Linked DNA regions of Homo sapiens: region 1 is linked to region 2. Evidence: read pairs that join two places in POLR2A ChIA-PET (ENCODE). Cell type or tissue: OCI-LY7. All regions are shown on one strand. Each heading gives the region's core, and the rest is flanking DNA. Links, peaks and the distances in the headings are about the cores only. Region 1 holds the start of SERPINB9-AS1 (SERPINB9 antisense RNA 1). Region 2 has its middle 29 kb from the start of SERPINB9.

Region 1 (8,609 bases), core at 1,280-6,279, 52 kb before region 2:
GAAGCTGAAGGTCTGTTTGCGGAGAAGTTTCCGACTTTACCTGGAGCAGAGTCAAGTTGGAGAGCCCAGCGAAAAACAGGGGGAGAGGAAGCAGCAGTAAGGCCCTGGGAGCTTGCTGGGTCCCCTAGCAGCCCATTCCTGTCTGGCACCACAGGGATCCTTTGGGAGGGTGGCCTGAGGAGCAGGGGGTAAAACTCCACAGGGAGAAGGAATTCTGTAGCTGAACTTTGTAACAATTTGAACCCCGCGAGAAGCCTCCTGGCCAGAACTCAGGAGGGGGCTCGAATCCAGCGTGCAGACTCCACAGGCGTGGGAAGAACTAAAGCTCTTTTCTTTCTCAGCTAGGAGGTGGAAAGCCTGCGACAAGTTTTCAAAACCATCTTGCTCTTCACCTGGAAACAGATGCAGGGCTATTGTGGAGGGCACAGTGGGAGTGAGACCAGCCCTTCAGTTTGCATGGGAGCTGGGTGAGGCCTGTGAGTGCCAGCTTTCCCGCACTTCCCTGACCCCTGCATGACTCAGCAGAGGGAACCATAATCCTACTATTTACGCAATTCCAGTGACCTGGGAATCTCACCCCCATTCCCCACAGCAGCCACAGCAAGACCTGCCCCAGGAGAGTCTGAGCTCAGACACGACTAACCCCGCCCCCACCTGCTGGTCCTTCCCTACCCACCCTGTTAGTGGAAGACACAGGACATATAATCTTGGGAGTTCTAGGGCCCTGCCCACCACTGGTCCCTTTCCACACTACTACAGCTGATGCTTTCTAGAAATCACTACCTCCTGGTAGGAGGCCAACCAGCACAAAAATAGAGCATTAAACCCCAAAGTTAAGGACCCTCATGGAGTCCATTGCACCCTCTGCCACCTCCACCAGAACATGTGCTGGTATCCACAGCTGAAAAACCCATAGATTAACATCACATAGATTAACCCATAGATTAACTCATAGATTAACCCATAGGTTAACATCACAGGAATCTGTACAGACAACCCCAGTACCAGCCCGGAGCCAGTTAGACTCGCTGGGTGGCTAGACCCAGAAGAGAGACAACAATCACTGTAGTTCAGCTCACAAGAAGCCACATCCACAGGAAAAGCTGGAGAGTACTACATCAAAGGAACACCCCATGGGACAAAAAAATATAAACAATAGCTGTCAGCCCTAGACTTTCCTTCTGACAGAGCCTACCCAAATGAGAAGGAACCAGAAAACCAACCCTGGCAATATGACAAAACAAAGCTCATCAAGACCCCGTGCCCCCCCAGAATCACACTAGTTCACCACCAATGCATCCAAACCAAGAAGAAATACCTGATTTACCTGAAAAAGAATTGAGGAGGTCAGTTATTAAGTTAAATCAGGGAGGGACCAGAGAAAGGCAAAGCCCAATGCAAGGAAATCCAAATACTGAAGGAAATAGATAGCTTAAAGAAAAAACAATAAAAAAATTCAGGAAACTTTGGACACACTTTTAGAAATGCGAAATGCTCTGGAAAGTCTCACCAATAGAACTGAACAAGTAGAGGAAAGAAATTCAGAGCTCAAAGACAAGGTCTTCAAGTTAACCCAATCCAACAAAGACAAAGAAAAAACAATAAGAAAATATGAACAAAGCCTCCAAGAAGTCTGGGATTATGTTAAATGACCAAACCTAAGAATAATCTGTATTCCTGAGGAAAAAGACAATTATAAAAGCTTGGAAAACATATTCAGGGGAATAATCAAGGAAAACTTCCCCAGCCTTTTGAGAGACCTAGACATGCAAATACAAGAAGCACAAAGAACACCTGGGAAATTCACTGCAAAAAGATCATTGCCTAGGCACATTTTCATTAGATTATGCAAAATTAAGACGAAGGAAAGAATCTTAAGAGCTATGAGACAGAAGCACCAGGTAACCTATAAAGGCAACCTATCAGATTAACGCAGATTTCTCAGCAGAAACCCTACAAGCTAGAAAGGATTGGGGACCTATCTTCAGCCTCCTCAAACAAAACAATGATCAGCCAAGAATTTTGAATCCATCGAAACTAAGCATTATATATGAAGGAAAGAGACAGTCATTTTCAGACAAACAAATCCTGGGAGAATTTGCCATTACCAAGCCACCGCTACAAGAACTGCTAAAAGGAGCTCTAAATCTTGAAACAAATCCTGGAAACACATCAGAACAGAACCTCTTTAAAGCATAAATCACAGAGGACCTATAAAACAAACATACAAGTTAAAAAGCAAAAACACCAAAATGAAAAAAAAAAAATTACAGAGGCAACAAAGCGCGTGATGAATGCAATGGTACGTCACATTTCAGTACTATCATTGAATGTAAATGGCCTAAATGCTCCACTTAAAATATACAGAACTGCAGAACAGATAAGAACTCACCAACCAACTATCTGCTGCCTTCAGGAGACTCACCTAACACGTAAGGACTCACTTAAAGGAGGCAGAAATAGGCATTTCATGCAAATGGACACCAAAAGTGAGCAGGGGTAGCAATTCTTATATCAGACAAAACAAACTTTAAAGCAACAGTGGTTAAAACAGACAAAGAGGGATGGTATATAATGGTAAAAGTCCCTGTCTAACAGGAAAATATCACAATCCTAAACATGTATGCATCTAACACTGGAGCTCCAAAATTTATAAAACAATTTTATAAAATTTATAAAACAATAGACCTAAGAAATGAGATAGACCGCAACACAATAATAGTGAGGGCTTCAATACTTCACTGACAGCACTAGACAGGTCATCAAGACAGAAAACCAACAAAAAAAAACAATGGATTTAAACTATACCTTGGAACAAATGGACTTAACAGATATATATGGAACATTTCATCCAACAACCGCAGAATACACGTTCTATTCAACAGCGCGTGGAACTTTCTCCCAGATAGACCATATGATAGGCAATAAAATAAACCTCAATAAATTTAAGAAAGTTGAAATTATATCAAGCACTCTCTCACACCACAGTGGAATAAAACTGGAAATCGACTCCAAAAGGAACCTTCAAAACCATGCAAATACATGGAAATTAAATAACCTGCTCCTGAATGAATATTGGGTCAAAAACAAAATCAAGATGGAAATTAAAAAATTCTTCAAACTGAACGACAATAATGACACAACCTTTCAAAACCTCTAGGATACAGCTAAGGTGGTGCTAAGACCATAGCCCTAAACGCCCACATCAAAAAGCCTGAAAGAGCACAAATAAATGATCTAAGGTCACACCTCAAGGAACTAGAGAAACAAGAACAAACCAAACCCAAACACCAGCAAAAGAAAGGAAATAACCAAGATTAGAGCAGAACTAAATGAAATTGAAACAAAAAATAAAATACAAAAGATAAATGAAACAAACAGCTGGTTCTTTGGAAAGATAAATAAAATTGATAGGCCATTAGCAAGATTAACCAAGAAAAGAAGATAGAAAATCCAAATACCCTCACTATGAAATGAAACAGGAGACATTACAACTGGCACAACTGAAATTCAAAGGATCATTCAAGGCTATTACAAACACATTTACGCACATAAACTAGAAAACCTAGCAGAGATGGATAAATTCCTGGAAAAAATATAACCGTCCTAGCTTAAATCAGGAAGAATTAGATACCCTGAACAGACCAATAACAAGCAGCAAGATTGAAATGGTAATTTTAAAATTACCGACAAATAAAGTCCAGGACCAGAGAGATTCACAGCAGAATTCTACCAGACATTCAAAGAAGAATTGGTACCAATCCTTTTGACACTATTGCACAAAATAGAAAGAAGGAACCCTCCCTAATTCATTCTACAAAGCCAACATCACCCTAATAGCAAAACCAGGAAAGGACACAACCAAAAAAGAAAACTACAGACTGATATCCCTGATGAACATAGAGCTAAAATCCTTAACAAAATACCAGCTAACTGAATACAACAACATATCAAAAAGATAATCCACCATGATCAAGTGGGTTTCATATCAGGGATGCAGGGATGGTTTAACATACACAAGTCAATAAATGTGATACATCACATAAACATAACTAAAAACAAAGTTCACATGATCATCTCAATAGATGCAGAAAAAGCATTTGACAAAATCCAGCATCGCTTTATGATTAAAACCCTCAGCAAAATCGGCATACAAAGGACATACCTTAATGTAACAAAAGCCATCTATGACAAACCCACAGCCAACATAATACTGAATGGGGAAAAGTTGAAAGCATTCCCTCTGAGAATGGGAACAAGACAAGGATGCCCACTCTTAGTACTCCTCCTCAACATAGTACTGGCAGTCCTAGCCAGAGCAATCAGACAAAAGAAAGAAATCAAGGACATCCAAATCGGTAAAGAGGAAGTTAAACTCACTGTTTGCTGATGAAATGATTGTTTACCTTCAAAACCCTAAGGACTCCTCCAGAAAGCTCCTAGAACTGATAAAATAATTTAGCAGTGTTTCTAGATATGAGATTAATGTACACAAATCAGTAGCTCTTCTATACACCAACAGCGACCAAGCAGAGAATCAAATCAAATCAAAAAGAGGAAGTGAAACTGTCACTGTTTGTTGACAATATGATCATTTACCTTGAAAACCCGAAGGACTCCTCCAGAAAGCTCCTAGAACTGGTAAAATAATTCAGCAATATTTCCGGATATGTGATTAATGTATACAAGTCAGTAGCTCTTCTATACACCAACAGCAACCAAGCAGAGAATCAAATAAAAAATTCAACCCCTTTTACAATAGTTGCAAAAAAACACAAACAAACAAACAAAAACCTTAGGACTATACCTAACAAAGGAGTTGAAAGACCTCTCTACAAGGAAAACTAAAAAAAACTGCTGAAAGAAATCATAGATGACACAAACAAATAGAAACACATCCCATGCTCATAGATGGGTAGAATCAATATTGTGAAAATGACCATACTGCCAAAAGCAATCTACAAATTCAATGCAATCCCCATCAAAATACCACCATCATTCTTCACAGAGTTAGAAAAAACAATTCTAAAATTCATATGGAACCAAAAAAGAGCCCACATAGCCAAAGCAAGACTAAGCAAAAAGAACAAATCTGGAGGCATCACATTACCTGATTTCAAACTATACTATAAGGCTGTAGTCAACAAAACAGCATGGTACTGGTATAAAAATAGGCACATAGACCAATGGACAGAATAGAGAACCCAGAAATAAACTCAAATACTTACAGCCAACTGATATTCGACAAAGCAAACAAAAACATAAAGTGGGGGAAAGGACACCCTTTTCAACAAATGGTGCTGGGATAATTGGCTAGCCACATGTAGGAGAATGAAATTGGATCCTCATCTCTCACCTTATACAAAAATCAACTCAAGATGGATTAAGGACTTAAACCTAAGACCTGAAACTATAAAAATTCTAGAAGATGATATTGGAAAAATCCTTCAACACATTGGCTTAGGCAAGGATTTCATGACCAAGAACCCAGAAGCAAATGCAATAAAAACAAACATAAATAGCTGGGACCTAATTAAACTAAAGAGCTTTTGCACAGCAAAAGGAACAGTCAACAGAGTAAACAGACAACACACAGAGTGGGAGAAAATCTTCACAATCCATACATCTGACAAGGGACTAATATCCAGAATCTAGAAGAAACTCAAACAAATTAGCAAGAAAAAAAGAAACAGTCCCATCAAAAATTGGGCTGGCATGAATAGACATTTCTCAAGGCCAATCGCAGTGGCTCATGCCTGTAATCCCAGCACTTTGGGAGGGCAAGGCAGGCAGATCATGAGGTCAGGAGTCCGAGACCAGCCTGACCAACATGGTGAAACCCCGTCTCTATTAAAAATACAAAAATTAGCCGTGTGTGGTGGCATGTGCTTGTAATCCCAGCTACTCAGGAGGCTGAGGCAGGAGAATCGCTTGAACCTGGGAGGCGGATGTTGCAATGAGTGGAGATCGCGCCACTGCACTCCAATCTGGGTGACAGAGCAAAACTCCATCTCAAAAAAAAAAAAAAAAAAAAGAAAGAAAAAATGTTCAAGATCACTAATGATCAGGAAAATGCAAATCAAAACCACAATGTGATACCACCTTATTCCTGCAAGAATGGCCATAATCAAAAAATCAAAAAGACATTAGATGTTGGCATGGATGCGGTGATCAGGGAACACTGCAGTGATCAGCGAACACTTCTACACTGCTGATGGGAATGTAAACTAGTACATCCGCTATGGAAAACAGTGTGGAGATTCCTTAAATAACTTAAGGTAGAACTACCATTTGATCCAGCAATCCCACTACTGGGTAATGGGATTCCCTCTACTCAGAGGAAAAGAACTCATTATTCAAAAAAGATACTTGTACATGCATGTTTATAGTAGCACAATTCACAATTGCAAAAATCCTGGAACCAACCCAAATGCCCATCAGTCAATGAATGGGTAAAGAAACTGTGAGATATATATATATATATACATCAGCTCTGCATACTGGACACCTCATTTTTTATTTTTTATTTTATGTGAGCAAGAAATAGATTTCCATTGTGTTACACTATTGAGACTGCAGGTTTATGTTGTAGCAGCTAGGATTACCTAGATTTACTTTTAGGAAAGACTTCTCTGCAAGGAATGTGGAGAATGGGTTGGAGGAGGCAAGAAGAGGAAGGAAGACAAGTGAGAATACATGTGTTGGAATCAACTGAGTGATTGCTATAGGCAACCTGTAGGCAGTATCAAAAGGTGCTATTTAAATTTGCATGACAGAGTGACGGGGGAAGAAGGTGTCTCATTGTCCAGCTTGGGTAACAGCACGGATTGTCTTGCCTTTCAGTTTAATGCAACTGATAATTCATAAGGAGCAGAAGACACTGAGTGAGGTGTCCAGTATGCAGAGCTGATGAAGTGAACTTGATCCCTGCTCTGGTGAATCCAAGAAGGTGTGTTGGGAAGGTGGGTAATAATCTTGGCTTTGGATACATTGAGGTAGAGATACTTGTGTGTCCAAATGGAAGGATAGGATGAGCAAGTAGAGATTTGGGTCTGGAGCTCAGGAGAGAGATCTGAGCTCTGGGCTGGCAGTCAGGTCATTGATGAGGGCCAGACCAATTTGGGAGAAAGTGGATGAAAGAAGACTCAGGCCAGCCCCGCAAGGGATAGCAATATTTAAAGCATGGGCCAGGGAAAGGGCAGGACAATGAGACTAAGCAAGAGAGGCCAGGAAGCTAGAAGGAAGATCAGGACCCAAAGCAAAAAGTGTTTCTTAAGGAAGAAGTCTCCAAAAGGGTAGAATATTGCCAAAAAGTCAGGTTTCTATTGAACTTAGGAACAAGGAGGGTGTTGGTGACCATTTATTTCGTGTAATGGTGGAGCACAAACCAGATTGGAGTTGGCTGAGGAAGGAATAAACAGTCACAAAACCTGGAAGCTAAAAGATTCATAAATTTGACTACATAAAAACTCTAATTTCACATGGTGAAAATACTGTAAACAAGATAAAATACAAATAACAATCTAGGGATATATTTATGATTCATTTCATAGACAAAAGGCTAATCTCTTTCTTACCATTTTTTTTTAAGAGATGGGGGCCTCACTGCATTGCCCAGGCTGAAGGGCATTGGCTATTAACAAGCACAATCATAGCACACTACAGCCTCCTGGGCTCAAGCAGTTCTTCCGCCCCAGCCTCCCAAGCAGCTGGGACTACAGGTACGTGCCACTGTGCTCGGCTTAATTCCTTGAGTATAAAAAATGCTTCTACTCATCCATGCATACTAGGCCTACACTCCTGAAGAAAAATATGGGTGAAGTATATGAAGCCAATTCACAGAACAGGAAATAAAAACAGCTCTTAAACATAAGAAAAGGCAGAAATAGACTTTATTCATGAAAAGGGGAAGTCAATGTTCAAATGCCATTCTCATTAAAAACTTTTATAAAAACCAAGGATAAACAGATATTTTCAAAAACCATTTATATGGATTTTATTTCAATTTCAATACCATGTCACTTAATATTAGATATATGGTTGTATAATGGAGTTCTTCTTTCTTTAGATTATGTGCAGGCTACAGAATTAGATTTTCCTTGTTAAAATTTTAAATATTACAGAAATATAGAAGGCAAAAAATGGAAGGTTTTTTCCCACATCTCCTTCCCCAAACCTATCTCAGAGACAACCTCTGTTAGCAATGAAAAGTGTCACCTTTTAAACCTCTCCCCATAGATTTGTATACATAAATTTACATACACAGGGTTTCGTTCACATAAATGAGATCATATTATACACATTGCATTGCCAGTTACATTTTTCACTTAATTTGTTTTCATAGTGTTTTACAAGAAGTGCATTTGAACCTATTGTGATATTTTAAAATTCTGCATAGTAGTTCATACTATAAATTAAATTCTTCTCCTATTGAAGGCAAAATTAAAATTGAATTAATTACACTTCATTTTCTTTGTTTTTTCCCTCCCTCCCTCTCTACCTTCTTTCCTTCCTTCCTTTTTCTTTCCTTTTTTGCTATTCAACAATGCTAACTGTACACTTAGAAATGCTTAAGATGGTAAATTTTGTTTTTCTTTACCACGATTTTT
Region 2 (15,368 bases), core at 5,607-10,606:
ACTCATATCACCGTGTTTCCTCACTACCTAAAGGAAAGATCTGAAACCAACTGAAATTATTGACTGAATTGAATTACCTTGGAAATAAACACCATTTAAACATTTTCATTCTCACCCACTTCTTCAAGTAACAAAATAAATAATGTGCTATTTCTGCTCAGAACTTCCAAAAATTAGTCTTTTATTTTTTTCCTAGGTGCCTTAAAGGTCTTGTAGCTCTCCCCATCATCAAGCAAAACCAACCAAAATTTAAATGGCTGATGTCCTTTATCAATTTTTGGATGCCTGACAAAGGGGCTTAAGAATTTTAGATAAATAAAACAAATGATGAATTGCTGGAAATGCATAGGAAACAAAATGACTATTTATAGAACAAAATAAAAGACTTCCACGGGAAACTTAAAAACATCAATGGTTTTATATATGCATATATATGTAAAACCCAAAGGAGAACAAACAGCAAATAAATGAAAATTAGAAGCAGAAGGAAATAAACAGGAAACCAACCCCAATTGTTCTCCTACTCAGTTTACCTTAGAGGCTAAAGTGTTAACCAGCATCTTAAAGAAACACATAATAGATATTTTGTTCCTGATATACAATTCAATGTATTTAAGTCTATCAATAACATGATATATTTTGTGCAATTAAGACATTCACTTTGGGTATATGACCAGTAATTACTTTGGTGCTAGTACTATCTATGCAGAATTGCAAATATAGTGTGAAGCAGTGCAAATGTGTGTGTGAAATTTCGCTCCATGGTAATCTGGCTTCATACTTAACTACATTTAAAAAGAATTGCCAAACTGGCAATGTATTTCTTTATAATATTTCTTATTCTACCTTTATCAAGACTAAGAGCTTTAACTATGAACAATGTCAATTAGCCAAATGTCTTCAATTTTCTATCAGGTTTTAAAGAATATTTTATTATCTAAACTTTCTCAACTTGCTATTTTTTTTTTTTGGTATGTGCATGAAGACAGACACAGAGAAACAGAAAAAATTACATATGATTTACACAGACCATCTATCACATGCTTGGATTTTCTGTTTTGTCCTAAATTTTCTCTCTGTTTTTTAATAATTAGTCATTTTACTTTAGGAAAAAAAATCACCATACAATATCCTTTCTCACACAAAATTATTTTTCTTTATAACCTTCCTTAACAAAAATACATCTTCACATACATAACTTTCTTCCCATCTCTCTTCCCTACTTACTGGTTCCTTACTACGCTTTTCATAAATAACCTTTTCAAGTCCATAATTTGAATTAACCTTTAGATAAGTTCTAAATCTGACAAAATTATTCTTTATCTCACAAGAACACATCTTCTTTGGCACATTTTATATACAGAATTATATATTAACTATAATTCCTATCCTCAGTAACCTTAAATTTTAGTGAAAACCTAGGAAGCAAGAAGTCCTGAGCTGCCTATCAGACATTAGCATTTTATAGATGAGAACCATTTGACAATTTGAAGGGGGCCACCAGCACCCGCCTCTGAGTTCCCTCAGTATTTACTGATCATTATTTTTACTATCTTAGCCAGCGGAGTGTAGCAGGGCAACACGTGGGGAGAAGGTCAGCAGGGAAACATGTGAGCAAAGGAATCTGTATCATGAATAAGTTCAAGGAAAGGTACTGTGCCTGGATGTGCACGTAGGCCAGATTTATCTTTCACTTTACATAAACATCTCAGTGTAGCAAAGAGTAACAGAGCAGCATTGTTGCCAGCTTATCTTGCCTCTAGCCACAGGGTGGTTTTCTCCTATCTCAGAATCGAACGAATGGGAATGGTCGGCTTTACACTGAGACATTCCAATCCCAGGGAGGAGCAGGAGACAGAAGCCTTCCTCTTATCTCAACTGCAAAGAGGCCTCCCTCTTTCACTACTCCTCCTCAGCACAGACCCTTTACCGGTGTGGGCCTGGGGCATGGTAAGGTCTTTCCTTTCCAACAAGGCCATATCTCAGGCTGTCTCAGTGGGGGGAAAGCCAGGCTTTCTTGGGCAGTGGTCCCTGCAGCTTTCTGCAGTGCGTTGTGTCCCCGGTTAATCGAGAATGGAGAATGGCGATGACTTTTACCAAGCATACTGCCTGCAAACATATTGCTCACAAGGCACATCCCACAGAACCCTAAATCCATTAAATTTTGATTCAATATAGCACATGTTTCTGTGAGCACAGGGTTGGGGCTAAAGTTACAGGTTAACAGCATCTCAAAGCAGAAACAATTTTTCTTAGTACCGATCAAGATGGAGTTTCTTATGCCTTCCTTTTCTACATAGACACAGTAACAATCTGATCTCTCTTTCTTTTCCCCACAACAATTTTAGAAACATGTTTCCCCATATCATAACCTCTTCTTAATTGGAAATGTCCCAGACATCCAATGAACATCAAAAATAATTTTAGGATTTTAAATTACAAAAAAAGATCACTTACATTTATCCTATATACATGTACTCAGTTATTTCATTTTAAACAGTTTACCTAGATTACTTCTGAAAACTGAGATATTAGACACAGCTAGTCATCATTTAAAGTTAGTAATTTCCTTGCAAATAATTGTTTTAATAGCCAGTGAACATCAGGTGCTCACACAAGTAAGAACCTTAAAGTTAAATATTTGGATATTTTTGCCAATAACTCAGAAGATTTAGCTAACAACATTAAATTAGTCTTATTTATCAAAAAAGGCACACAAACCAAGATCATTTCATTTTGGCTGGGTTTATGGTTTTATAACCCTCTATATCAAACTGTTACACCTCAAAACATCTAGCAGAGACAAACATAAAACCCAGGCAGAAATGTATGCTGACAATTCTGAAGACATTTTAAAGCCAGCTTGTTTAGTAAAGATTTTTTTTAAGTCACATCAACTTGAAAAAATACTTTGGATTTACTTATGAGAGCTCTTTCATTTATAAGCCAATTTGGTAGATACAACATATAACATAATAAATGTACATACATAAACACATCTAGACATATATATATATACACACATATAAACAAAAATCCAATAGCTTTTACCTCAGAACTCTAGTCATGAGATAGCAAAATAAACTCACTGGTTTCCATGGCTAAACTTTTTTTCCTGGATAGGTGTTGTGGGAAGTCAGGGACCCCAAACGGAGGGACCAGCTGAAGCCATGACAGAAGAATGTGGATTGTGAAGATTTTATGGACATTTATTAGTTCCCCAAATTAATACTTTTATAATTTCTTATGCCTGTCTTTATTGCAATCTCTAAACATAAATTGTAAAGATTTCATGGACACTTATCACTTCCCCAATCAATACCCTTGTGATTTCCTATGCCTGTCTTTAATTTAATCTCTTAATCCTGTCAGTTGAGGAGGATGTATATTGTCTCAGGATCCTGTAATAATTGCGTTAACTACACAAATTGTACAGCATGTGTGTTTGAGCAATATGAAATGTGGGCATCCTGAAAAAAGAACAGGATAACAGCAATTGTTCAGGGAATAAGAGAGATAACCTTAAACTCTGACCACTGGTGAGCCGGGCAGAACAGAGCCATATTTCTCTTCTTTCAAAAGCAAATGGGAGAAATATCACTGAATTCTTTTTCTCAGCATGGAACGTCCCTGAGAAAGAGAATGCGCACCTAGAGGTAGGTCTCTGAGCTGGCCCCCCGCCGGGGCGTACCTGTCTCTTATGGTTGAGACTGCAGGGGTGAAATAAACTGCAGTCTCCCATAGCGTTCCCAGGCTTATTAGGAAGAGGAAATTCCCGCCTAATAAATTTTGGTCAGACCGGTTGATCTCAAAACCCTGTCTCCTGATAAGATGTTACCCATGACAATGGTGCCCGAAACTTCATTAGCAATTTTAATTTCGCCTCGGAGCTGTGGTCCTGTGATCTCGCCCTGTCTCCACTTGCCTTGTGATATTCTATTACCGTGTTAAGTACTTGATGTCTGTCACCCACACCTATTCGCACACTCCCTCCCCTTTTGAAAATCCCTAATAAAAACTTGCTGGTTTTTGTGGCTTGTGGGGCATCACGGATCCTACCAACGTGTGATGTCTCCCCCGGACGCCCAGCTTTAAAATTTCTCTCTTTTGTACTCTGTCCTTTTATTTCTCAAGCTGGTCGACGCTTAGGAAAATAGAAAAGAACCTGTGTGATTTTCGGGGCAGGTCCCCCGAAAGATAGGTAATCCAATGAAGGCTTTGAACCAAAATTTTGAGTAAAGCAATTTTCATGGCAGTTTGATTTTTAAATGCCAAAACCTCCTCAGACTTCAAAGAACAGTGGGGGCAAACAGCCCCACAGAAGAACATCACCTGAAACCTGCTAACCAGGCCTAACCCTGCTTAGAACAGCAACGTAAATGCCTGGATACAGGGACCTCCATCCCACTTTCTCAATCAACAGCAAATTCCAGATTCCAAAGAATATTGGGGCTAAACAGTATTACAAAAGAATATCAGTTTATCAGATTCAGGTTTCCCATGACTGTATCGACACACACCAAACAATCCCCAAAACACAATCCAACTGATGCAGCAACAAACAAGCCCCAAGTGTCCAAACTGAAGCAGCTGGACCAGCTGGTGCTTCCTGTCTCCATTGGTTGGGCTTGATCAATATGCAAACAAAAATTCCTTTGGAATTTCTCACTTGAGAGGAGCCAATCCCGCTGTCTGGTGCCCACAAAAGACATTCACTTGGCTGGGCGCGGTGGCTCACGCCTGTAATCCCAGCACTTTGGGAGGCCGAGGCAAGTGGATCACTTGAGGTCAGGAGTTCAAGACCAGCCTGGCCAACAAGACAAAACCCTGTCTCTACTGAAAATACACCACCAGAGCTGGTGCGCACCTGTAGTCCCAGCTGCTTGGGAGGCTGAGGCAGGAGAATTGCTTGAACCTGGGAGGCGGAGGTTGCAGTGATCCGAGATCGCACCACTGTACTCCAGCCTGGGCGACAGAGCAAGACTCCATTAAAAAAAAATAAATTAATTAAAAAAAGACAGTCAATTTCCCGGACACATACACAACACACAATTACACACAAACCCACAAGAGTGTGTGGCCCAGGCTGGACTGCAGTGGTGCGATCATAGTGTTACTAGAAAAAGAGGTCCTGATCCAGACCCCAGGAGAGGGTTCTTGGATCTCATGCAGGAAGAAATTCAAGGCAAGTCTCAGGGTGCAGTGAGAAGACATTGTTTATTGAAAGCTACTCAGATACAGAGTACAGTGTCCTCAGAAAGCAAGAGGAGGAACTCATCTTTAAGTTTTTCTTATGTAGCAGGTCTTGTTTATGTAAAAGCTAAGCTAAGCCACATCTATGTGTGGGTAGGCTGAAGGCATGACAAAATTTATTATTCTGTTGATTTAAAGAAAACTATCCTTGTGTTTTGTTTTTTTGTTTGTTTTTAGTTTTAGTGTGTATGTACGTAAAAGCATAAATACAAGTATCTTGAAAGCAGCCAGGCATGGTGGCTCATGCCTGTAATCCCAGCACTTTGGGAGACCAAGGCAGGCAGATCACAAGGTCAGGAGTTCAAAACCAGCCTGGCCAAGATGGTGAAACCCCGTCTCTACTAAAAAATACAAAAATTAGCCGGGCGTGGTGATGCGCGCCTGTAGTCTCAGCTACTAGGGAGGCTGAGGCAGGAGAATCGCTGAAACCCAGGAGGCAGAGGTTGTAGTGAGCTGAGATCACACCACTTGCACCCCAGCCTGGGCGACAGAGCAAGACTGAGTCTCAAACAATAATTATCTTGAAAGCATATATTGCTATGGGCATTGGGACATCTTGACTTTCTGTTGCTGTAGGACTGTGTCCCTGCAGGTGTCTTTAAGCTGTTTCCTTAAGTGTAAATATCTTATGACCATGGGTGGTGACTGGAAAAGAATGTGCCTCATTAGTCTCAAGATGAAGCTGAACTTAAAATGGCGTTATTCTGGCTCTCCTGGGCTCCCGCTTCCCTAACAATAGCTCGCTTCGGGCTCAAACTCCTGGACTCAAGCAATCCTCCCACCTCAGCCTCCCAAAGCACTGGGATTATATGGGTTGATTTAAATAAAATAAAAACATTGATAAAAGCTTACTAAGCCTTGATGTTTGATTGTCAATCTATGTCTAATTATAATATTTAAGATTTTATATATTTATATTTTTAATTATTTGAAACCAACCAAACCTCTTCTTTTTGGAAGAGTTTTTTGTTTGTTTTTGTTTTTGTTTTGAGATGGAGTCTCGCTCTGTTGCCCAGGCTGGAGTGCAATGGCACGATCTCAGCTCACTGCAACGTCCGCCTCCCAGGTTCAAGCAATTCTCCTGCCTCAGCCTCTCAAGTAGCTGGGATTACAGGCACATGCTGCCACGCTGGGCTAATTTTTTGTATTTTAGTAGAGACGGGGTTTCTCTGTGTTGCCCAGGCTGGTCTCGAACTCCTCAGCTCAGGCAATCTGCCCCCCTCAGACTCCCAAAGTGCTGGGATTACAGGCCTGAGCCACCATGCCCAGCCCTTGGAAGAGTTTTTTAAAGGTTATAAAATTACATTTCCAAGTGTTAAAAATAAGTATATGAGTTTTAACATCATTTTGTAGCAATAACATCATTTAACAAGGGAAAGAAAAACTTTCAAATAGATGTTTTAAAATGATCATTCCACCCTCTTTCAATAAGATGCATCTTTACCTACAAAGGCAATCCATTACAGTTTTTCAAAAATATTTGCTAGGTATTCCACTAATCGCCACTTTTCACAGAACAGGTCATTACATTTGGAATTCTTGCTATTCCAAAAGAAAAAAAAATGTAAATATCAAATTAACCAACCCTCTTTTCAAAGATCATTAGCAAATGAAAGCAGGCCACTGAAGAGAAATGTTGGAGAATGCTTGCTGACCCAGGAATGTGTGGAACCCGGTGGACCTCAATTCGAAAAGCGTCATATTAATTAGTTTGTCGGATTTTTCTGTTTGAAGGAGCTTGTGAGAGAAACATGTGTTTCGGACATGATCCCACCTGGAAGCTGCCATTAGCGTCTCCTTAGTGCCTTGTCGAATGAGAAACCCTATTAATTCCAGGGGTATTACCTGGAAGTATTAAATGACAAGGAGTTGGGTGGCAGTTAGGGAGGCCTGTTTGTCTTCTAAATGTATCCATTCCTTGTTGGGGTGCTCTGACTGCATGCAATGCAGACAGGAAAATTAAATAGGAAATATTAATCCTCATCTCCTCTTGGAATATGGCATGTCAGCAGGATGACCATACAGCATGGCTTGTCTGGGACAGTCCCAGTTATACCTGTTGCCTTGGTGTCCTGCCTGGGTCAGCATTTGTCACAGGCTTTTCATTTTCAATGAAGTGTTGTTAGTAACAGCTACAGGAGGGGGGTTGGCAGGTCTTTACTTTGTACTGTGAGCTCCCACTACACTTACACCTGTCAGGGTCCACTCAGGAGACAAAGCCACATCAGCTATGTGAACAGAGGAGAATATAAAGGATTGTTAGGAAAAGGGGCACAGACGCAGCATGTGAAAAAGGGGCAGCTGTTACCCACAGGCCCAGTGAGAATGGATGAGGAAAGACTAAAGTGTTAGGAGACCTTTACCGCACCCCCACCCCACACACACTTCGGGCTGAAACTCAGATCTTTTTGAAGAGGATGCAGCTGTCACAGAAACATGCAGCTGCTGCTGGCAGAGTGCATGGGTCAGAGTGGGCCACCAGGAGCTGTCTGCCATTGCCAGAGGGTGTGGCAGGCCAGAGCCGTCCGCAGAAGCAAAAGGCCAGGTAGGGACACAGCTGCCTGAGGTTGCAGCTGTTGCGACTGCAGAAATGGCTGTTGCATGGAGAAAACATGAGAATGAGGCTAGAGATGGTCTGTGTGGGCTGCTGGACCCTGCACTGAGTGGTTACAGGAGAACCAGAACTGGGAACGACAGGTGTCTTTCTACCGGGCTTTCCTGGCAGTGTCTCACTGGCACCCTCTAGTGACGAAGCGTAGCATTGTGCCATCTAGGGAAGTGACAGCAACTCCAGGGTTACATGAGAGGAGGCTCTAGAGCCAAGAGACAATCAATTGCTAAGTGACTCAGCAGGTGCAGGATGCTCACTTTAATCTTGGTTAAATCTGACAGGCAACTTGTGAGTCTGATCCTTTCCAGAAGTCTCCCCCTTCAAGGACAGGACATAAGGAACTCACTCACTGATAAAACAACTTAATCCTTGTTCACAAGCAGCTAGGGACAGCTACGTCCTTCTGGACTCTAGTACTGTGGAGATAATTATTTGGGACTGCTTTCCCCTGACAGCCACTGGGTTGTAATGTGGCTCGTGCTGTGGCTTTTGAGAAGCCATCATTTGGCAGTCAGTTGGAAACGTGGAAAAGTATAGTTTAGGTACACAGTTTAAACTATAATTTAGGCATATTTAAATAGAGGCTATATAAAAATAGAGGCATATTTAAATAGAGGAAATAGAGGCTATAAATTATTATAGATATAAGCCCAAACTCTCTTGCTACAGTGGTTTTGTTATTCATTATATAGGAAAATCTACAGCCATTTATTTTATTGTTTGACTATACTTTTTTACTTAATTTTATTATTTTGAGACAGAGTCTCACTGTGTCACTCAGGCTGGAATGCAGTCGCACCATCTCGGCTCACCACAACCTCCGCCTCTCAGGTTCAAGCGATTCTCCTGCCTCAGCTTCCTGAGCACTGGGATTACAGGCGCCCGCCAGCGTAACTGGCTAATTTTTTGTATTTTTAGTAGAGACACAGTTTCGCCATGTTGGCCAGGCTGGTCTCGAGCTCCTGACCTCAGGTGATCCACCTACCTCGGCCTCCCAAAGTGCTGGAATTACAGGCAAGAGCCACCGCACCCAGCCTGTTTGGCTATACTTTAATTTTGCAATAAATCCTTTTAGCAAACAGTGAGCTCAAAAATTAAGTACTGAATTTTCATATCACAAGAGGTGGAATGTTTAGTGTGCACAAAATGTTGCTGCTTACCACTCACCAGTGGCACCATAGTGCTATCTCTGACCATGTAAAAACTATAAGATGCTAATCTATAAGGAAATACTAGCACCTCCTTCAAAAGTTAGAACTTATTTTAAGAAAATTCTGGCCGGGCACGGTGGCTCACCCCTGTAATCCCAGCACCTTGGGAGGCCGAGGCAGGTGGATCACAAGGTCAGGGTTTGAGACCAGCGTGGCCAATATGGTGAAACTCTGTCTCTACTAAAAATACAAAAATTAGCCAGGTGTGGTGGCAGGTGCCTATAGTCTCAGCTACTCTGGAGGCTGAGGCAGGAGAATCGCCTGAACCTGGGAGGCGGAGGTTGCAGTGAGCCAAGATAAACGTCACTGAACTCCAGCCTGGGCGACAGAGTGAGACTCAGTCTCCAAAAAAAAAAAAAAAAAAAGAAAGAAAGAAAGAAAGAAAATTCTGTCCAAAGATAATAATCTATCAAGTGCATTGCAGAGGATATATTTATATATTAGTTTGTAAAGCAGGCTGTTCATTTGATCAAATGACTGCTATTTGAAGTTAATTTCTGTCATTTTCAAAAAGTAAAGCAATACATGGAAGCATTGGCTGCATTAGCAGAAGAAAAACTTTCATTTTGTTCAAGTAAGTTTCATCAGATGTTTCAAATTAAAAAGCAGTGTAAGGTTTTCATCTAATTCATGGATAGAATTAAAAATAAGCTTTTAGAAGTTCCCTTTCCCACAGGGAAAATATATAATATGTTGTGAATAAATGCTGTTAAAAATGTAGTTAAGCCTGGGCAACAGAGTGAGACTCCATCTCAAAAAAAAATTAGTTAAAATGTGCATCAGGGAAGGTTTTCATACAAATCAAATTTGATGAGTCACAACCTTGGAGTTGGTTAAGATGAACACACATTTTGAATTTTATTAATCAAGCCGCAATATTCTTCTGTTCAAAATAGCATCTTGTAGTTATCAAAATGTATGAATTTTCTTTATATAGTTCCTACAGAATATTTGTGATGAAGCTGCTGATGAATACAAATATGATATGATATTGATGATGTATTGATGGCAGTGCCTGCTTTTCATCTTTGCTGCCCATGAGCAATTGAAATGTAGTTGTGTGTGCTCTTTTGGAGAACGATTTTAAATCAGCCGAAATGCTCTGTAATGTTACTAACCTTCTTTGAACTGAGTCCTCTAAATTTCAGGTGCATTTTGTTCAAAATCAGTTAGAAATAGTCAAAATATTCAGAGTGAAGCACCCAAAAATGTAATTTTGGAGGCTTTTAGCTACTTGAAATCATAGAAAACAAAGTTTGCAAACAGGAAGATATTCAAAGTTCTACAAAACCAAAGGAGAAACTAATTAAACAGCATCAGCTTAATAGTGAATAGGACTTAACTTTCTCAAATTCTGTAATTGAATTTTGGCGTATCTTGACTTGGAGGAAGAAACTTTAGATGGACTTCCTATTTTTAATTGGATAAATTTACAGGCTATATTAGAATGCAGTGAAACTGGGATGTCCAAAAAGTTTGCTGCACAAAAATTTGGTGAAAACTTCAAAAGGATTATTTAAGTCAGTCATTTGATAAGCTTTGTCTGATAAAAGTATTTGGAAAAGAAACACATTGTATGCAGGCAAAAAGATTGTAACTGTGGAAATATTCAGACTGAAATACTTGTGCATTTTAATATGAGAAAAATTAGAATTGAGACAGTTCTTCATTTGTTAGAATTTGCTCTGAGCTTACCACGTCTCTCAGCTCCTGAAGAGTGTTTTCTCCATAAAAATTCCTTAGTCTAACAGCAGGAACAGCTACATAATTTGCAGGGCCCATTGCAAAATGAAAATGCAGGATCCTCTGTTCGAAAACTACAAATAATTTCAAACTGATGACAGTAAAACATCCATCCAAGTGTGTATCCCTGTGAATGTGGAGCCCTGCATGCTGCATAGGTCACACAGGACCTATGGTCAACAGACAAGAGTCAATTGACCATGATAGTAATTTTACATTTATTGACAATAAAGTGCAATTTATAAAAATTTTCTTAATAAGATCCTATTGAAAAATACCTTATTGAGGAAAAATACCAGTGATGTTTGATAAGAGGTAGATTCAGTTAAGAAATGAATTACAGTGTATGAATGTGCACCAAGAATAATGTCTTAGTGAGCTTAGGCTCCCATACAAAATACCATAGACCAGGCAGCTCAAACAACAGAAATGTATTTGCTCACAGTTCTGGAGGCCCCAAAGTCGAAGATCAGGATGCCAGTGAGAGGTGACAGCATGCTGGCAGCCCTCGCTTGCTCTCCCTGCCTCCTTGGCCTCGGCGCCCATTCTGGCTACGCTTGAGGAGCCCTTCTCTGGGCTGGCTGAGGCCGGAGCCAGCTCCCTCGGCTTGCGGGGAGGTGTGGAGGGAGAGGCACGGGTGGGAACCGGGGCTGCGCACAGCGCTTGCGGGCCAGCTAGAGTTCCGGGTGGGCGTGGGGTTGGCGGGCCCGCACTCGGAGCCGCCGGCCGGCCCTACCTGCCCCAGGTAGTGAGGGGCTTAGCACCCAGGCCAACAGCTGCGGAGGGTGTGCTGGGTTCCCCAGCACTGCTGGCCCACCGGCGCTGTGCTCGATTTCTCACCGGGCCTTAGCTACCTTCTTGCGGGGTAGGGCTTGGGACCTGCAGCCCACCATGCCTAAGTCTCCCCCGCGTTACCGCCGCCGCCGTGGGCTCCCGCGCAGCCTGAGCCTCCCCAACGAGCACCGCCCCCTGCTCCAGGGCACCCGGTCCCATCAACCGCCCAAGGACTGAGAAGTGCGGGCGCACGGCATGGGATGGGCAGGTAGCTCCACCCACGGCCCCAGTGCGAGATCCACTAGGTGAAGCCAGCTGGGCTGCTGAGTCTATTAGGGACTTGGAAAATCTTTATGTCTAGCTAAGGGATTGTGAATACACCAATCGGCACTCTGTATCTAGCTCAAGTTTTGTAAATGCACCAATCAGCACTCTGTGTCTAGCTGATCTGGTGGAGACTTGGAGAATCTTTCTGTCTAGCTAAGGGATTGTAAATACACCAATCGGCACTCTGTATTCTAGTTAATCTGGGGGGACTTGGAGAATCTTTATGTCTAGCTAAGGGATTGTGAATACACCAATCAGCACTCTTAATCTAACTCGAGGTTTGTAAATGCACCAATCAGCACTCTGTGTCTAGCTGATCTGGTGGGGACTTGGAGAACCTTCATGTCTAGCTAAGGGATTGTGAATACACCAATCGGCACTCTGTATCTAGCTCAAGGTTTGGAAATGCACCGATCAGTACCCTGTGTCTAGCTCAAGATTTGTAAATGCACCAATCAGTGCTCTGTGTCTAGCTAATCTAGTGGGTACTTGGAAAACTTTTGTGTCTAGCTCAGGGATTGTAAACGCACCAATCAGCACCCTGGCAAAACGGACCAATCAGCTCTCTGTAAAACAGACCAGTCAGCTTTCTGTAAAATGGACCAATCAGCAAGATGTGGGTGGGGCCAGATAAGGGAATAAAAGCAGGCTGTCGGAGTTAGCCGTGGTATGTTTGCTGAGATCTGCTTCAATGTAGTGAAAATGGTTATTCTTCTTGCTTTTTTTTTTTTTTTTCTCTTTTTTTCAGTAAATGTGCTGTTTTTCGGTTTTGTTTCCTGTATGAGCTGTAACATTCTTTGTAAAGCTCTGTGGTTTTGTTTTTGAAGGTATGAAAATAGAACCAACCCATTTGTAGAGTTAAACAACTATCAGGAGCGTATGGCGTTATGTAGTTTATGACACTCACTGAATGTTTTAGAGCTTTACTCTTGAGCCGATGAGATCGCTAAGCCCACCATGAAAGAAGTAAAGGGAGGACATACCGCTTTAAAGAACTTGTAACACCACACGGGTCTGTGGCTTCATTCCCGAAGTCAGTAAGACCAATGAACCCACCAGCACAGTGTTTTTGGTGATGGTTGTTTTTAGCAACCTTAACTGTAAAAATTTCTCGTTTAAAATCATGAATTACGTGTTAAGGTTTCAACGTATGAATTTGTGGAGGGGGCTGGGCACAATTCACTGCATAGCAAATAACTGTACTTTGAGAATAACGTATATTTAAAGTTTAAATTGTGAATTTTAAAAATTCAATTTGATCTTTTCCAAACATTTTTAAAGAACGATTTGACAGTCTTAGGTCCTCTAATAAAAATCACTTGCAGTGAATTTTTAAAAAATGGACAAGTAATAGTTGTGTAGACTTTTGCAATGTTATGTTTTGATACATGCTTACATGGTAGTGAAACTGGGCAAGTTCCCTTGTTCCTCTCGGGATGTGTGATGGGGCTGATGGCTCACTTTAGTGCCCTGCTGCTCCAACTTTTAGGAGAGAATACAGACAGGTAGGCTGTGGGGCTCCAACCCTTTTGCAGTGTCTAGGGCTGAATGTTTACAACTCCTGAAGCTCCACTGGGCATGTGTTAGAGTGCTTTTTTAGTTTAGCTATCCATAGGTGGCTTGTGTTAACCAGTTCAATCAGACCCCTACCTTATCGCAAGGACAGAGGGCTTTCTGTATCCTGGGGTTCCTGCCTTGGTGTACCAGAAGAATCGGATCACATGTGGGCTTGGAGAATGAGTGCAAGGTAAGTCTGGCAACCTGGGCTCTCCTTCAACTGCCCCCGTCAAACTGCGTTGTTCTGCCGGTGGATGGCCTGCCTGCATGCCGGTGCCTGCTGGTGCATCCCATTCCTCTCAACTTCCAGCCGCTCGTGTGTTCCTCCACTGATGTACTCCTCTCGATATGCAGCCACCTGTGTGTCTGCCTGCTAGCGTCTCAGGGTTTTACAGGCACAGGGTAGGGGCGTGGCAGGCCAGGGTGGTCTTGAGAAGTGCAACATTGGGGCAGGAAAACAAAAATGCCTGTCCTCAACTAGGTCCGTGGGCACAGGCCCAGGGTTGGAGCCCTAGCCAGGGACCACGCCCTTCCCCCCCCCGCCATGTTATTTAAAGAGAGCACACCCTTCCATATCAGTGGAATGGCTAAAACAAGCTAATTCCCATACGCATTACCTCATCTATTTTTTTTGTGATGAGAATGTCAGAGTAGGCGGTTAGACGTGAGCAGGGCATGCACGGGCCCCCAAGAATGTTGGACATTTGTCAAGCCACAGTCACAATTATAAATCTGTCCCTCTGAAATAATGAGCAAGACAAGGAAGGGACCCCAGAGCTGTCTGGTTCTCATTGGGACCGGGATTGAAGGGCATAAAACTATCCCTCTAGGGTAATAAGTGGCCATGGCTGGCGCTGGGAATAACAGGAGTCTTGCAACAGACAGAAGACACCTGGAGTTAGCAAGGCAGTCCCAGACAAGGTTTTGAGCATGTGCAGTAATAGAAAGGTGTGAAATTTACCCGGTGTATGACTTTCCTCTAGGGGCGCTCGACCAGTAAGGGAGAATTGCATCTAATGGGCATGCGCACAACTTCAGTAACCATCCAGCGCCTACTGGGAGGGCTACTGGGCATGCAATACTTGAGGGCCAGCCCGGGAGGTGAAGAACAAAGAGTGGAGACAGCCTGGAAAAGAGTAAGGGGTATAAAAACTGTAAGCAGGCCTGGGGTGGTGGCTCACGCCTGTAGTTCCAGCACTTTGGGAGGCTGAGGCAGGTGGATCATGAAGTCAGGAGATCAAGACCATCCTGGTTTACATGGTGAAACCCTGTCTCTACTAAAAATACAAAAAATCAGCCAGGCGTGGTGGCAAGCACCTGTAGTCCCAGCTACTCGGGAGGCTGAGGCAGGAGAATCGCTTGAACCCTGGAGACAAAGGTTGCAGTCAGCTGAGATTGTACCACTGCACTCCAGCCTGGGCAATAGAGCGAGACTCCGTCCAAAAAAAAAAAAAAATCAAAGCGGAAGCAGCACTTGATTTTTGAAGTCTCCTGCTTGACCCTCTTCCAAGCCTACTTTCTCCAATGAACTTTCACATTGCTTAAAATAAATGTTCCCTTGCCTGTCTCTCATTTGAATTCTTTCCTTTTAAAAGTACAAAGTGAGAAGTGACAGCATGCTGGCAGTCCTCACAGCCCTCGGTCGCTCTGGGTGCCTCCTCTGCCTGGGCTCCCACTTTGGCGGCACTTGAGGAGCCCTTCAGCCCGCCGCTGCACTGTTGGAGTCCGTTTCTGGGCTGGCCACGCAAGGCCGGAGCCGGCTTCCTCAGCTTGCAGGGAGGTGTGCAGAGAGAGGCGCCAGCGGGAACTGGGGCTGTGCGCGGCGCTTGCGGGCCAGCTGGAGTTCCGGGTGGGCGTGGGCTTGGCGGGCCCCGCACTCGGAGCAGCCGGCC

What was found. ChIA-PET counts read pairs that join two places held together with the same protein. Peaks named below come from ENCODE experiments on the same cell type or tissue, not always from the same donor. Only the 100,000 strongest peaks of a DNase experiment are listed, where the experiment ranks them.
Region 1: POLR2A ChIA-PET joins it to region 2 with 6 read pairs; 17 of 35 experiments call an interaction of 5 or more read pairs at or near these places.

The regions. Positions count from the first base shown.
Region 1 is chr6:2,877,120-2,885,728 of GRCh38, forward strand. SERPINB9-AS1 (SERPINB9 antisense RNA 1) reads left to right here and starts at 6,869. Exons shown (of 5, transcript NR_110841.1): 1 at 6,869-6,962; 2 at 7,592-7,721. In OCI-LY7, for the core only: no CTCF peak of the experiment used is centred there; DNase peaks (open chromatin) are centred at 3,222 and 4,572; H3K4me3 peaks cover 3,630 bases; H3K27ac peaks cover 4,077 bases.
Region 2 is chr6:2,924,367-2,939,734 of GRCh38, forward strand. No RefSeq gene overlaps it. Among named protein-coding and RNA genes, the nearest start is that of SERPINB9, 29 kb to the left of the region's middle. RefSeq lists enhancers at 3,764-4,422, 4,423-5,082. In OCI-LY7, for the core only: a CTCF peak has its summit at 7,997 (motif pointing left); DNase peaks (open chromatin) are centred at 7,715 and 8,005; H3K4me3 peaks cover 679 bases; H3K27ac peaks cover 1,148 bases.